Linked DNA regions of Homo sapiens: region 2 is linked to region 1. A link is a loop called in an ENCODE intact Hi-C map of the cell type or tissue named here. Cell type or tissue: PC-9. All regions are shown on one strand. Links, peaks and the distances in the headings refer to the core of each region. The heading gives the core; the rest is flanking DNA. Region 1 overlaps NFIB (nuclear factor I B). Region 2 overlaps NFIB (nuclear factor I B).

Evidence for each region. Hi-C counts contacts between places; a loop is a spot of excess contacts. Peaks named below come from ENCODE experiments on the same cell type or tissue, not always from the same donor. Only the 100,000 strongest peaks of a DNase experiment are listed, where the experiment ranks them.
Region 2: it touches region 1 in a loop (4-fold over the local background); 2 of 110 quality-filtered maps call a loop at or near these places.

What each region holds. Positions count from the first base shown.
Region 1 is chr9:14,246,537-14,254,880 of GRCh38, reverse strand. The region is part of intron 2 of NFIB (nuclear factor I B); the gene reads left to right. Among named protein-coding and RNA genes, the nearest start is that of NFIB, 63 kb to the left of the region's middle. RefSeq lists a silencer at 3,217-3,511. In PC-9, for the core only: no CTCF peak of the experiment used is centred there; DNase peaks (open chromatin) are centred at 2,970 and 3,420; H3K4me3 peaks cover 2,132 bases; H3K27ac peaks cover 4,542 bases.
Region 2 is chr9:14,175,909-14,184,252 of GRCh38, reverse strand. It overlaps NFIB (nuclear factor I B), which reads left to right. Exons shown (of 11, transcript NM_001190737.2): 3 at 4,473-4,526. Among named protein-coding and RNA genes, the nearest start is that of NFIB, 130 kb to the left of the region's middle. In PC-9, for the core only: no CTCF peak of the experiment used is centred there; a DNase peak (open chromatin) is centred at 4,572; H3K27ac peaks cover 1,766 bases.

The sequences.
Region 1 (8,344 bases), core at 266-8,265:
GAGCAAAAGATCATTATTATTATTTAGGCCTCTAGACCTTGCTTGTAAATGCACATATATGCACATGCATAGATTCACACACACACAGAATCCCAACTACAAAGCATTTTTCAGAAGTCTTATTCAAATAAAGAGGTAAATGGCTCTGCTCTTGGTGAGACCCTAATAAGCATGTGATAATTAAATTATTTATCTCAGGAACCTATGTATCATTATTAACACTAATATTATAGCAGATGGGCTTTTGGATCAGTGGAGGGCCTTTGAGCAGCTATTAGAGAACCAGTGCACGGGAGTACTGTAAAATAAATTAGCCTCATCATTTCACTTCAAATCAGCAAACGATTATTGAGTGCACATCCCTGAAGATGCGTGTCTCCATGCTTATGTGCTTATGTCTGGTGGAGGGATAAGATCAGTAAGTAACGCAAGCCCATATCAAGTCAGTGTTTAAGAGAAGTACTGTATAAATGTGAAGCTACTGAGATGCAGTGGAGGAGCTCATATCTGGTTCTAGGGGTGGAGGGAGCATCTTATGGAGAAATGCTGTTTTGTTTTGTTTTGTTTTGTTTTGTTTTTTTTGAGACAGTGTCACTCTGTTGCCCAGGCTGGAGTGCAGTGGTGTGATCATGGCTCGCTGCAACCTCTACCTCCCAGGTTCAAGCGATTCTTATGCCTCAGCCACTTGAGTAGCTGGGACTACAGGTGTGTGCCATCATGCCTGGCTAATTTTTGTACTTTTACTAGAATGGGGTTTTGCTATGTTGGCCAGGCTAGTCTCAAACTACTGGCCTCAAGTTATCTGCTTGCCTCAGCCTCCCAAAGTGCTGGGATTACGGGCATGAGCTACCATGACTGGCCTGAGAAATTATGTTTTTAACTGACTTTAAAAGACGGGTTTTGTCAAGTGCTGGGGAGGCATTTAGACCAGGGGAACAGCATGAGCAAAAGTCAAAGGGCAGGAAAATGTACAAGAAGTTATCCAGTGTAGCTGGAATACAAGACCCATGATGTGCTGGAGGCCACGTGAAAAAAATAAATAGAGATTACTTCATGGAGAGCCATGAATGTTGGCTTGAGAGAGTTTTACTTACTGTAACAATTCCGCAAAGATACCTAGAGGCAGCACCCAGGTTATTACGTAGTCTCAAAAGAGTATTTCTGACAACTTCATTTTAAACATTTTTTTCTTTTTTTTATTAAAAAATTATTTTTGGAAATGGGGTCTCACTGTATTGCCCAGAGTGGTCCCTAACTCCTGAGCTTAAGCAATCCTCCCGCCTCAGCCACCCAAGTAGTTGGGACTAACAGGTGTGAGCCCCTGTGCTAGGCTAAAACATTTTATTTGTGCATTATTTCTTCATTGCCAAAGGATCGAAATCTCACTTGCTTTTTTCCTTCTGGGAGTTTTGTGGGCTGTTTTGGTCTGCTTAGAGAAAACCACACACTTCCAGGCTATTCTGCCTCTGTACATTTCCAGCCTTCCTTGAAACAATCATCTCGAGAACTGTGAAATTATCCCGCTATAATCTAATTGGTGGTGACCACTCAGTCCCTTTGCACCAGAGAACTTGTATCTAGCAAGTCTCTTTCTTTCAAACATTTGTTAGTTCGTTAAAGATGTTATGTTAGCAGTAGGATATGATGCATCTGAGAAGGAAATAAAAGACCAGGACAAAAGACATGTTGAATAGTCAAAGATGAGCTGTAACCATCAGGGAACACTAACTGTAGCACCTGATTTTGATTGAAAAACATGATAACATTGGCTTTGAAGTTGTTGCAGATCTGCTTAAACTTTCTTCATGGATGGAATGAATGAAAATTATGAAGCATTGATGTAAAAATAATTGTTTTTGGTCTTTTTTTTCTTTGTAGAAACCAACCTGCCTTCCCTCCCTCCCTCCCTCCCTTCCTTCCTTCCTCCCTCCTTTCCTTCCTTCCATGCATCCATCACCAGTCTTTTCTTACTGTACAATTTCCTTGACAGATGGACTTCTTGTAGAAGTTTACCTGAGTTTAATACGGGTGACCGTCATGGGTGCAATATTTTGCTGCAGGAGATGGAAAGACATTATTTTTTTTTCCTCCACAAAGTTGTATGGCAGGAACATGTAAAGCTGCATCAGTAGATCTTAAGACGCCTGTTCTCGTGATCTTGTTCTCACTTTGCTTAGAGGTTTCCCCAAGGTAATATTAATAAGGATGTATCCAGTAGTAACAGATAGTTCATTGACTCTATTATTTCTGAAACATGTATTGTCTTTTACGTAATAGTAGTTACTGCAGTCATTACAGTTCTTTTTCTTTTACATATTATAACTGAAGCAGTTTCTGTTTTTTTTAACAAATACAAATGTTTAAAAATCATGACACTTCTTTACCTTGCTGCCCATTATTTCTCAGCAGTTAAAACTTTATTACTTTACTGACAGAAAAAAGAAAGGATGAAAAACTATAAATATAATGATATAGAAAATCTACAGTATTTTTAAATGTCATATTTTAAAGATTTAGTCTCTTTAAAGTGAGTTTTTAAAATGAATTCATATAAATAAATGCAAAGTGCCATAGAAGTAATGAGGAATATTAAAAATATTTCAAGGTTTTTAAGGCATTGGGAAATATGTTCAAGACTTTGAAAACAGAGTCCACCAGCCATATCAGCCCGTTTGCTATTCCTGATGTTTGTATTTTCTTCTGGAGGAAGAAAGATTAAAAAGTGGATCTTGTTTTTTAATTCTCTGCATTAGGGAGTGAAATACTTTCTCTCACCGAAAGATAAGGGTAATCACAGTTTTAAAAACTGGCTACTCCTTACATGCATGTACCCTTGCAAATCCTGTAGCAACTGAAAAATCTCCTGATAGATGTAAAAATTAATTAATGTCTTACTACCATGCAAAGAATGTGGGCATAGGTGGATAACGGTGACTAAATCCCACAGAATTTGTGTGGCTTGCCTACTAAACCTCGAGTAATATAATATAAGTGAAAGCCAAAACCAGTTTTCTGTTGTTTTCCTCTCCAGCTTGTTCTTTATAAAAGTTGGACCTGTTTGTTTTGTTCTCTAAGTGTGCCATGTGCAGCACGCCTGTGTAATTCCTGGTCCTTGGAGCAGACTGCGGTGTGCAGGATGCCCGTGCAGGATTTGGGTGGCTGGAACTGACAAACTGGGATTAGCTGACCTCCTGCAGGAGGCTCCAGTGGCCCCTCGGCCGTGGTGAGAAGGAGCAGAGCCTTGGTGTGTATGTGACCTCTAACAGTGAAGTGATGCCTAGTTCACCGATACCACTTGCAGTAACCTGAATGACTGGTTATTCTGGTCAGGAGAAAATAGCACTGACATCATGTGATTCTGGCAAAGTAAACCACATTGGAACTTGGCCTTTGAATACCCAAGGGGCTGGCAGCAATCTCAGGGGTTGGCTGGGAGCCCCATTGAGTTCACTAGTAATCAGTTGACTGCTGAGCTGGACAAGCTGCCCTAGTTTTTCTGACAAGCTCTGTCTAAAAGAATGATGGGCAGTCTGCCATTAGGATTTTTAAGCAGAGTTGCTAAAGATTAACTCTTTAGCTACTGTAAATATATCATGTCCTTCGTTATGTGTTGGTATGCAATCAGATGAAAGCTTGGAGGGAGGTTCTAATTCCTCATTCAGTGATTGCACCTGGAGTTCCTCTCTTGTAAAACAAACACCCAAAGGCAAGGAAAAACACCGTAAAGTTCTTTGTATGTATGTTTCAAAGGAATGCCAGTGGATAGGTTTTTCTTGAGGTTTCTAGTTTGCTTTTTAAAACAAAATACTATAATCTTTAATTATGTAAAATGTTAGATGTTGCATTCTGATCATACTTCAGGAATAGACATCACCTAAGAAAAGTCTCTGAAAAACTACAAGCATTTAGTATTTACTTATTATGACACATACCCATGGATTTCATTTTCAAAAAAACTTTTATTAACTCAGAGTATTCTAGAAGAAAGGAGGTACTATACTCAAATGTCATAAGTCCAGAGAAACCAATTCTTTTGAATAAACGTGACTTCTCAATGGATTTATTTGGTTATCTTTTACTAGAAAAGGTGATACCTTAGTAACTTTTATTCCTTCTCTCACATAGTTAAAATAAAATATAATTGACAGAGATATACAGGTTGACTTAAAATATTCTATATACTGTAATCCCGGTGATGAATTTGGTATGTTTAATGTTGCTTTAAACTGGAATATTTCCTAAGGCATACTCTCTTTTCTCTAGGTAACTATGACATAAGCAAGGGAACACCAAAGTTCTTTGATAGTGCTTCAGCACTCCTTCACAAAATCAAATTGAGGTAGTAGTGAGGCCACTGTGGGGATGTAGTAGCCAATGATGTATCATTTATCTTGGGACACACCTGAAAGTTTTAATGGCAAAAGCTGAAGTTTTGGAAATCTGTCTTCCTTTTGAGCTAAGGCTTTAATTCTGCCTCCTCTTTGATCTTCCCTTCCAAAAAGCTGCCTTTGAGAAATGGTACAATTTCTCTCTCATGTTTAAGAGGTTTGTGACATTAGCTACCTGGGGACATTATTGTCCATCAGAGAACTTACATAAAGAAAACAAAAAAAGATATTATATGCACAGACACTGTCTAATGGATTCTTCCTGTTTCCCACTCCTCTTATCTTCCTTGACTCAGCACAAAAGTGCTCAACAGGCCATAAACTCAAAAGACCCTCCTCCCTGTTAGAGCTAAAAATCCTGCGTGATAACCTTTCAGATGCTCAGTTAAGGGCAAATTTGTAACTGAGTTTTAAAACTTGGTGTGTTACCCTAAGACTTATCAAGAAAAGAAGAAAGAGACTCGAGGGGTTTTGAACAAGGAGTTAGGAATAGGTGAAACTTTTTATCATGTTTGTTCCTACTGTGTGGGGTTTTGGGGGAGTCAGAAATGGTATCCACAAGACTTTGGCATTTATGATGATATTCCTGCCTTGTTCCGGAATTCCTCTATTTATCCCTTTGCATGAGGACAGTGTCACCACTGTCTATTGCTAGGCCCTAAATTATCTCAAGAAAGGGCTTAAGGGTGGTGAAGGGGTTGTGGAATTACCTTCCCCTCTCACTTTTCCATTCTCTCTTCTGCCCTCTCCCTCCTTCCTCATTTCTTTTCCCTTTACTCTCCTTCCTTCCTCTCTTCTTCTCCCCTCCCTCCCTCTCTCTCTTCCTTCCTTTCTATTTTTTTACAGTACTTGCTAAGTATCTACTATTGTCAGTGAATGCACAATGATATGCAATAATCATGATAGACGTAAACTGAGGAAGTTTATAAGATAATGGGAGAAAACAATTTCCCAAATCAAAGGATCACAAAAATGCACTTTAGCCTAGGCAACAGTGAGACGCAATCTTAAAAAAAAGTAGAATGAACAATTGTGGTGAATCATTTGGTGAAAAGGCACATGATGCTATAAGAGCATAAAACAAAGGGATCTTATAAATATGTGAGATTTCCGAGTAATACTATTTCTTGGTAATACTTAAGAAAAGAAAAAAGCTAAATCTTAGGTAGTATCTCATCTCCACCACTTACTATTTAAACTTGGGCAATTTGTTTAAGCTCTTTGACTCATAATTTGCTTATCAGTAAAGCAGAGATAATAATATCTACCCCCATCCTCAGTTTATGTAATTGGAAATACTAAATTTGAAATATTTAGTTGACGTACAGTGAGAATTTAATGAAAGGTATTTCTTATCACTAAGTTCTTATTTCAGTGGTCCTTTTGGTCACTGAAAGGTGTCAAATTCTTGCTGCTATTTGGTTTGTATATTAATTGCAAGTGTAAGAAACTGAAGTTATACAGACTGAAGTGAGAAAGGGAGATTATTCTCTGATGTAATTTAAAAGTCCAGTTTATCTGCAGGTACAGTTTGATTCAGGTGTTCAAATGATGTAACTGGGAATGTTTCTCTGATTCTCTTCCTATGCCATTCTCTTTGTTCCCTTACTTCTCGGGCAAAGAGGGTCTCTTTCCACAGTGAAGGCTTATATTCTATTAGCCAAGCAAACCCAGTGGGGAGGAAAATGTTCCCTTCCTCACTAGTCCCTGCAGACGTTCCTGGGCTGGATCTCCTTGGACTACCCCTGAACCTGTTGCTGAACTGGTGCTTTCTTCTCTTTGGCTATGCTTAAGTCTCCTGCCTGTTCTTGGAGAGGAGCTAGAGGAGGATCACGAGACACCCAAACTACATGATCTCAGAAAGTGGGGAAGAGTGGCTTCCCAGAGGAAAATTATTGTTATTACTAACAAAAAGTAATAGAGGCCGGGCGTGGTGGCTCATGCCTGTAATCCCAGGATTTGGGGAGGCTAAGGCAGGAGGACTGCTTGAGTTCAAGAGTTTGAGACCAGCCTGGACAACATAGTGAGATCCCATCCCCACAAAAAAATAAAAGATTAGTCCGACATGGTGGTGTATGCCTGTAATCCCAGCTACTCTGGAGGCTGAGGTGGGAGGATCACTTGAGCCTGGGAGACCAAGGCTACAGGAAGGAAGGAAGGAAGAAAGGAAGGAAGGGAGGGGAGGGGAGTGGAGGAGAGGGGAGGGCAGGGCAGTTTAGGTGGGAAGGAAGGAAGGGCAGTTTAGGTGGGAGGATTGCTAGGATGGAAGGAAGGGAGGAAAGAAGGAAAGAAAGAAAGAAGTAGAGCTGAGGTGGGAGGATTGCTGAGGCCAGGAGTTCAAGACCAGCCTGGGCAACATAGGGAGACCCCATCTCTACAAAAAAATTCAAAAGTTAGCTGGGCATGGTGGTGCATGCCTTTAGTCCCAGCTACTCAGGAGACTGAGGCAGGAGGATTGCTTGAGTCCAGGAGTTCAGAGTTACAGTGAGCTTTGATTATGCCGTTGTACTCCAGCCTGGGTGACAGGGAGAGACCCTGTCTCAAAAAAAAAAAAAAAGAAAAAAAGAAAAAATTAGTAGATACTGTGTAGACAACACCTAAACAAACAGGGCAGATATCTACTGTAGATTTTAAAAAATAATAAGAACACCCTGTTCCTGCTTTTAGTTTAGGTAGAAGTGAAACTGTTAATGAGGTGACATCAAAGCATGCAGAGTACCCACTAATTACTGAGTCTTGACTGTATGCCAAGCAGTGGGCCATGTACTTCTGTATTTTATTTCTGATCTTCACAGTGACCCTACAAGGTAAGTATTAAAATCTTGCTTTAATTTTATATCCAGTGAAATTATATAACTTTTTCATGGTTTTTCAGCTAGTCAGTGGTGGCGGTGGCCTTTGGATGCTTGATCATCCTTTTGCCCTGCAGTGGTGCCTGTGCAGTGTCAGATGGCCCTCCTGACCTGGAGCAGTGCAGAGACGTGCCATGTAGGCCTCCATGACTGGCACATTTTCCTGTGAGAAATGGAGTAGTCCTTTTTTCTAGGTCAGGGATTTGAAAGGCAGGACTTTAGAATCCTGTTCTGGGCATGGTCACTGCCTCTCCCTGCATTATTGGATGGCGCATGGAAGGCCTCCAACCATTAGCTGGATCTGTCTGTAAAATGGTGACAGTGTTAAGCTTTTGAGAGATTAATGAGTCTGTTTGTAAAGTTAAATACATTGTGCATCATACCAGAGACAGTCTCACCACTTAATTGTGGACTGTTCAAGTTCTCTTGACTATGGTATAAGTCCTAGTCAGCTTGGGTTGTCATAACAAAATACCATAGACTGGGTGGCTTAAATGGTAGAAATTTCTTTTCTCACAGTCCTGGAGGCTGGGAGTCTGAGATCAGGGAATTAGCATCATTGGATTCTGGTGAGGGCTCTCTTCGTGGTTTGCAGACAGCCACCTGCTTATTGTGTCTCAGAAAGCAGAGAGAGAGAGAGATATAGTGAAAGAAAGCAAGAGAGAGAGAGAGAGATCAGGCACATTGGCATCTCTTCTTTGTAGGGATACTAAACCCGTTTTAACAGGCCTTCAACTTTATGACCTCATTTAACCTTAATTACTTCCATAAAGACCCTGTCTCCAAATGCAGTTACACTGGGGATTGGGTCTTCAGCATATGCATTTTCAGGGACACAGTTCAGTCAATAGCAGGGTGATATTAGTGGTTTTCTGTGAACCACACATATACCTTGATATTTCACTCTAGCCTGTTAGCACTGTCAGTGGCACCAAATAAGAGGGTTTGGCATAGGATGTTTCCTAATATTTGCCTGTTAATTTGGGGGAAAGTAATTGGAAATTACTCACTGAAGTTCTCATTTACAGCAAAAGCTCTTCAAAAATGATATGGCAAACATATGGGCATTCACTCTACAAATCCATGTATGAGATGTGTGGAAAT
Region 2 (8,344 bases), core at 104-8,103, 70 kb after region 1:
TTCAAGAAGTATTGTGTCTGAATAGGCTGTCCATATAGAGAACATAAGTTTTAATAGTTGCTATGCAACTTTGGACAAGCCGTTTGATCACTTATGTGTCCTAGGATCTTCCATAAAATTGGGTCATAGGAAAAACTGCTCACTCCTTAGGTAAGCTTAGATATTAGAAGAGCCACGAGAGATTGACCGCTTTTAAAAAAGGAGTGGACGAAAGGATTGAAAAGTTGGTAAGGGTCGTGCATGAATGTGAACCTTTTCTTGTTCCTGGAGAATCTTTAACCTGGAGAAGAAGGAACTGATTGAGTTTAAAATATAGTAATTTAGAAATAACTTCATTACTTTTTTTTTAGAAGAATAAACATATGTTTAACCCACACTTAAAGAATGGGGAACATGAAACCCACACTTAAAGAATGGGGAAAATAGAGATTGAGATCGAGGAAGATAAAATGAGAGGTGGAAGAGAATGAGGGAGGACTGGTTTTGGTTGGCTGCCTCCAAAAACTCCTCTCTTTTTCTCTACTGCATCAAAATCTTTCCAGACACTAAACTGGGTGTGGTGGCTCACACCTGTAATCCCAGCACTTTGGGAGGCCGAGGTAGGCGGATCGCTTCAGGCCAGGAGTTCAAGACCAGCCTGACCAACATGGTGAAACCCCGTCTCTACCAAAAAATACAAAAACTAGCTGGGTGTGGTGGTGTGCGCCTGTAGTCCTAGCTACTCGGGAGGCTGAAGCACAAGAATGGCTTGAACCCAGGAGGTGGAGGCTTCAGTGAGCTGTGATAGTGCTACTGCACTCTAGCCTGGGTGACAGAGCAAGACTCTGTCTCAAAAAAAAAAAAAAAATTTTTTTTCCCAGACACCAGACCCAGTATGCTGGGCAGCTCACAACTCTTAGCAGCCTTGTTCCTCAAAGACTTCAGCCTTCTGGAAGGTAATTTTCATCAACTGGCTGGTATCTACTGCCTTTTGAGCATGACAGCTGCTAAGAGCCTTGAAGAGCAGTGGACTCCTCCCTTTTGGGGAATGAGGGGTGAAAGCATTTACACAGGATTTCTCAGGTAGGCACACACTTCTCCATGCTTAGTCATCCCACCAGTCATTTTCAGATGCGTGTGTTGGGATGGACAGAACTTAGTTATGTCCCTTTTCTCCCTTTCTTCCTAAAAGTTAGTTGTTATTAAGCATAGAGCCACATTAAAAATGATTAATTTTTTCATTTTAATATGTTTAAACCATTAAATATATTAATCATTTTAAATGTGGCTCTATGCTTAATATTAATATCTTTTATTTACTGATAATGTAGACTGTGTCTGACCCAATGCTTTTGGTGCTTAATGTGATAGAATCTTGCAATGATTTTACAAGGTAGATAATATTATTGCAGTTTTCAAGATCCAGACACCAAGACTCTTAAGAGTAAGTAATTTTGTACAAGATCATGTCACTAGTGAGGGACAGAGCCAGGCTTCACTGTAACATATTAAATACACACACACACACACACACACACACACACACACACACACACACACACACAGAGAGAGAGAGAGAGAGAGAGAGAGGTGGGGGGTGTTGAGCAAAGTGATGGAAGTGGTTAAATAAAACCTTTGGGTATAGAGTAATTTGACCTAGGTGGTGAATTGGAAGGGGTTTAGATGTGGTCTGAATAATTCCTTCTCTGAAGTCAACCACAATAACAGTTCATTTTTGGTTTCTCTGCCAACCACGACTCCCTGGTTACTTCCTTTTCCAGCAGTTGGAATTAAGTGACCGATATAAGGTGACATAAGAGTTAAGAGTAGATTATAGTGTTAGAATTTACAGTCTGAAAAGTAAATGCTCTATCATTTGCTCACTGAGAGGGCCCTCTCCTATGTTTCTGAGACACAGTATACACTGCTTTATTTCATGAGAAGGTATGGGCTTTGGCATATGAAGGAGTCTGTCATTGTGTGCCAGTAAACACCAGATCATTTTAGAAAGTGGAATTGTTACAAAAAGCCAATGTGTGCCTCAAATTTAGGGTCTACTTCAGCTTTCCCTCAAATGCTTGTGGTTTTTTTAGTAAGTATATTTTTTCAATCGAAGAAGTTGGTCTGCAGTTGTTGGAAATGAGAAGAAAAAGTAATTTATAGCAGAAAAGAATAGAGTTTCCCAAGTGGGATGTTGTGGTAACAGGGGATGCCATTGTTCTAGCTGGATAGTTTCTTACGAATGGAAGAGACTTTTCATTCTTTTCTCTGCTGGACCCAAATTTTAGCAACAGATGATGGAAAAGAGTTTTGCGGCACCATTTTGAAGTTGCTGTAACTAAACATGCTAAGGCTCATGCAGAGTCTACAACTCCTGAAATAAGGCGACTGCTGCAACAATTGACAACTTTAACTATCTCAGGTGTCATCACAAGCTTGGCATTAGCCACCTTGAGGGGTGCATGTCTAGACCTTCATAAGAGTGAGATAGCTTTGGAGGGAAAGTAAAACATAGGGAGGCTCTGGTCAGTGGGTGTATTATACATAAGTAGGAATTCCTAAAAAATGTTAGAATCGCTTGAGAAATTAAACTGGAATGTAATATCAATGCTGAGAGACATTTGTCAGAGGAACTCAAGGTAAAAATAGCTGATGCTATAGCAAAAAGTTATGATTTATCATTTTTATGTAGCTATCATACTCCAGGCCTGGAAAGTGGCCCATATTGTACCAGTTTTTTAAAGGAATGTAGAACGAAGAAGATTGATCTCCTAATTTATAAGTCACTGAATCTTGCCTTGATTTCAGAAAAAGTAATAAGAGGACTTCATGGGAGATGAGAGAGATTTTCAGAGAGTTCTCAGCTCTCTGACTGTCTTCAGGAGACTCGAGCCAGATGAAGAATGGTCATTTCTAGTTTCTTTACTTTCATTTTGAAAAATCAGGAAACAATTGGAGGAAAATGTGGGAATCACTAAATATGCCTGCCAAGATCTCATGAAATCTGTTCTAGAATAAAACCAAAAAGACAATTAAGGAAATGGGATGAAGGGGTAAAATTCTGATTTCAGCATTAAATCTAAGCTAACAGGCATGAGGCAAAGGGCAGAAATAAATAACCAGGTTTTATATGAGAAGAAACTAACAGGATGTTCTTGCATTTAATAGTAGAAGCAGCAATTTCAGTATGTTAATCACTTACCTGGAAGGACAGAATAACCCCGATGAAAAAAACCAGCATATGATTTTCCTGCTTAACCAAATCACTTTCTTGGCTCAAGTATAATGGCAAGGTTTGGGGGAAGAGACTTGTCAGTATATGGCAGTACATGACAGAGCCGTCATTTGTGCCCCACCTATCAAATTTTGTTGAAATTCATTATCAAGTTCAAAATTGCCTTTTCTAGGCAAGCAAAGAGGCTGCTGGAGCTGAGCCATCCATTCCTCCGGCGTTTACTGCAAGCCTAGTGCATTCACAGCCATGAACAGCACACTGAGGAGGACACAAAAGAAGTAGACAGAATCTCTGCCTCTGCTTAGGAGTATGCAATTTAGTTGGGGCGACAAAACTTAAATGCTAGAACCAATAAAAGAAGATTACAAAGCAACTCGCAAGTAAGTGTATAATAATATGGGGCAAATGACACAGATAAATGGAGAGGGTACAAGGAGGGAAGAGGAGTGAGCAAAACACAACAGTGTCAGATCAGTCCGAAAGGGCATGTTGCCTAACAGTTGTATGTCTTCCACGTTTCTTTCTGTAGCATCAATGAGGAATAGTATGGGGTAGGAAATTCAGATATACGACATTGATCTCTTCCTCCTTACCTGCAAAGTCTGTCCATCTGTCATGGATGGAAATTAAATTGATTCAACCATTTGCTCTCCACAAAGCCATGTTGGTTTCTACCTAGTAATTTATGCTTTCCTTGCTGTTTGCAAATCGATTGCTATTATGGGATGTAGATAAATCTGGGCCTGGATCCAGTAGGTTGGGAGATTATTGGAGTGGGTATGTGTACTTGTGTGTGAAATCATGGAAAAGCGGACTCTCATTTCTGTGTATTTTACTCATTGAATAAAAACATACTTTCAGGCTTTTAAATGCACGTTTAATTACACTTAGATTGCATTTTTAAGAGAATATATCTGCTTTATTTCATATTGCTACTGACAGGCCTCAATATTTGCCTAACCTTCAAACCATCTTCAATGGCTTTGTAGCCAGATCTTTTGTTTCAAAAAAACCTTGCTCTAGCCCAAGAAAATTATAGATCAATACTTGTGTTTTTCTTTTGACATAGAAATATGTATATGCATTCATGTAGTTTGATGAGTAAAATGTTTCTATCAAAAGTCTTGGGAAAGTGTATTTTATTTAAGCACTCAACTTCATTTTTATACCTTCAAATTTTTTTTTCGAGTCCTTTGAGGATTGTGAAATTCTTTCAAAACAAATTAAAAAGAAAACATTTTCTGTGATTTCTTTACAGATTCTGGACAATCAGGAAGTCCAAGCCACAATGATCCTGCCAAGAATCCTCCAGGTAAATATGTGTTCCAGGACATTTGCAATCTGACATTGTTGGAGAACAAAGGTACCACTGTATAGATAAACACCCCATAATTGGTCAGCTGCCTATTTTGTTCTGGCAGGCAGGTATGATCGGGACAAGATGTGATTGTGCTTAGGCCCTTTGCAGTGGCAAATACTTTTATATTGGCGTCATCAGTATTTACCTAATCACCAATGTTTTAATTTTTGTTGGTGTTTCTTTGAAAATAAATACGCATATATTTTAGTTGTGTATCTTTTAGGTGCTAAAATAATTGCTGTTTGAAAAGCCAATGAACCTTTTAATCTTTCTTTTAAAACTCATAAGAAAATGTAAAAATTTCCATACTGCAATTATAGTTTATCAACTCTCATTACTTTAGAAGGGGGTTGGGGGTGGGAGTGGTTGGTTGTGTTTTCACTGAAGGATTTTTGCAAGACTTTTTATTCCATAAAGTTTTTATTGGATCTCCAGAATCAGGAAATAATGAAAGCAGGATTTTTTTTTTCTTTAGCATAAGGTATCCCAAATACCCTCTTTGTTTTCAGAAGTTGTTCCAGATCTGAAAATGGGCTTTTATAACTTGGCTGTCTTCATATAGCTCTGAACATACAACATTTTGCTTTTGATTTAGGAACAGTGTTTTTTCTCATGAGATAAAACTAGCACAAGCAGTTTTTCATTATTAAAAGAATGTGAATTATATTGGTGACTTTAGTAAAAGAGTGCTCTAAGAATAAACTAACAAAAACAAAACCAAACACAAAAACCCCGAACCAGCTACACATGCCCCCCACCTCCCCAAACAATCTCATCTGTCCTTTCGTTGAAAATAAACCAGAAAGTTTATATGAAGTAATAGGAAAAGTTTCCTCAGGTAGACTTAGTTTTTAGGTCCTCCATCGTTTGATCTTCCTTGAAGTCGTGCTTAGCTAATATGAGGCTGAAATACCAGAAGAACACCAAAATTGCAAGAAAGTTTATCAGACCAATTTTGTCTTAAAATGATTTTAGAAAGATACAGCAAGTAGATATACAAGTAAAAATGCAAAATCAAAACAGACTATATTTTTCTGAGTCCTATGTTTTTTTATTTCAGAAAAATTATCTTTTTCCAAATATTTATTAATTCTGTATTGTACAAAATCATATTGTTGACAAAAGTAGTATACACTTCAAAGATAAAAAGTTCTAATTAAACACAGGTTTAAAAATGTATGCTAAGTTGATTTTTCATTTTCTTCATAAATCATTTAAATATTACTGTACATTGAGAGCAAAACATTAAAAACAGAATAATTTAAAATGTAATTCCCAGTTAAATTTATTTTATTTTGTTGTGTGTGAATGGAGGATTGATATTATTTTAGTTATCTTTCCAAAAAGGCTACTTAGAATATAATAAATTTTGTCAAAAATTTTCAGAAGTTCAGAATATTTCATTAACTTATAGGGTCTTTTAACTTTACAAAGATTTTTTTCTTTTTAATTAACTGATATTTTCCCTGTGTTGCATGATAGACAAAATGAATTTTATCCAAACATTTTTTAAAAGTCTCCTTACTCATCTTACAAAGAATGAGGTGGGAGAAGAGGGGAACCTTTGGTAGAAAAAGAGTTGATAGCTATTATAAGTCGGACTAAACAACGGATATGTTTTCTGCATTTGAATGAAAGCTTGATTTGAAACTAATAAAGCAGTTATTGTTTGAAGTTCATTTCTGAACATGTACAGAAGGAATTATACTCACCTAAAACTGTTCTCTACTTGAGCTGAATAAATAATCCTTGAATAGTTATGTAACATCATTCAATTTTTCAATATTTGTCAAGAAGCTTGGTTAAAATTTCATTTTTGCTGCATTCGATGTAGCATCTCTTTATTTCTCTGTTTGCATATAACATGGCAAACAAAAACAACCAAGGTAGAACACCTCTAATTTTTTTCCCTTTTAAATTTTCCTTGGAACTCAAACCTTTTTGAGACTGTGTCCTGAAACTGGGATGCTACAGATAAATACATTTTATGATTAGTTGAAAATTGTATATATGTAAATCGTACGTTGATTCTATTTTTTTAGAGCCAGAATGTAATATAAAATACACATTATACCCAACTTAAATGGAATATAATTAGAATTTTATTTAATTATCCAGAATGTAAAATATTGACTTTAATATGCCTTGTGTATTATAATACTATGAACTCAACCATAAGGCTTATTAAGGAATTCTATTTTGGACTTAATGATAGAGATTATTAAAGAATTTTTTATGAGCTTAAGAGTTTGTTTTGTAATACTTCGAAATAAATTAAACCTAGAATATAAAATGTTTTCTAATTTTAAATGTGAACAACTAGAACTTATTAAGGTTTTTGTTTTGTAGTCAACTGGAGTAAATTATACTTTCTATTAAAAGCTTCTTTTTTAAGTATAAGCATATTTGGTATTTTAGGACATAATTTATCTTTAGGAAGCTCTTTTTATCTCTGTATTCTTGCCTTGGCCAAAATATGAAATCTCCAAAATTGAGATTTTGTGTCTTGAGAAGGCACGATCCATGTATGAGAAAATTCAGTCTACCACCACAAGCAATGAAACAATCAAATCACTTTGCTGCTTGAATTGTTATACCAAATACAAGCTAAGCTTTTGAAAAAGATCACCTTGAATACCAACACTTTCTTATCACTGGTAGTTTTCCACTGGGAGATGTGCAACCCATGGAAATTGCTACCGTCTATTCCTGTGTTTATTCCCCAACAGCTTGGGAAGAGATGGCAAAAATTCAAGCCCTTTTGGAGATATAGGCTCTTTGAAATCTGTTCCCCACTGTTGACTTGAAGGTGGAATCCCATCCGATCATCCTATAAGTGCAGATGCATATGCCTACCCACAAACTTAACACCTCCTCTGGCTTGGCTTTTCTCCAGCATCAGGCTTGAATGTCTGACTTTGAGACTACTTTCTTACTGACTTAGAACTTCTGAAGGGTGACCCTAAAGCTCTTCAAACTATAGTATGGACATCTACAGATAGGCCTTTAGTTCTTACTTTGAGTTTCTGTGTTGGAATTAGTATTTAAGCACAAGCAGCAAAGGCAACGCATTTTTGGAAAGGAATATTTGATATTATTTTATAAAATATTTAAGTAATTTTTTGTCATTTGTTATTTTATAGAGCTTTTAAGTAGCCTTTATGGTATTTCTTTAAACGATTTGTGACTTAAATGTTTTGTTTGCATTCTTTGTTACGTGGCAGGGGTGGGCACCGTAATCTTTTTGGAGTGAAGGTGCTCTACAACTCAGATAGCACCCAAGGACATGGCATTGCAATTTTGGCTGAGAAGCGCTAAGCACTTCATTTTTCTAGGGATACACATTTGCCTTGTTTATGATAGAGTCAGAAGTTATATATTTATATTCACTTCTTCTTCTTTGTTTTTTTTTTTTTTTTTTTAACAAGTTAATCCCTCCTAAGCAATAGAACTAAAAATGTCCTCTCTTGGTTATAGCAAACAACTCTTGTGGACCAAATGAGGGTAAACCATTAATTTTGGGACTTAGACATGAATCTCTTTTTACCTTTAATAATTAAAAACTCCACTGCTACTTTTAGGAAATGTGTGATTGATTGGATGGTAATCTTTGGAAATTAGCTTTGACTTGCTTTATTATTTTGTGTGTCTACATTCTTTGGACTATGATCTTTAAGATTTCCCAATCTCAATCCCTTGACTAATCCTAGAATGGGTAAAATCCAAGGAAAACATAGCAATCTAGAATTCAGATTTTTGCTTCTAAGTCA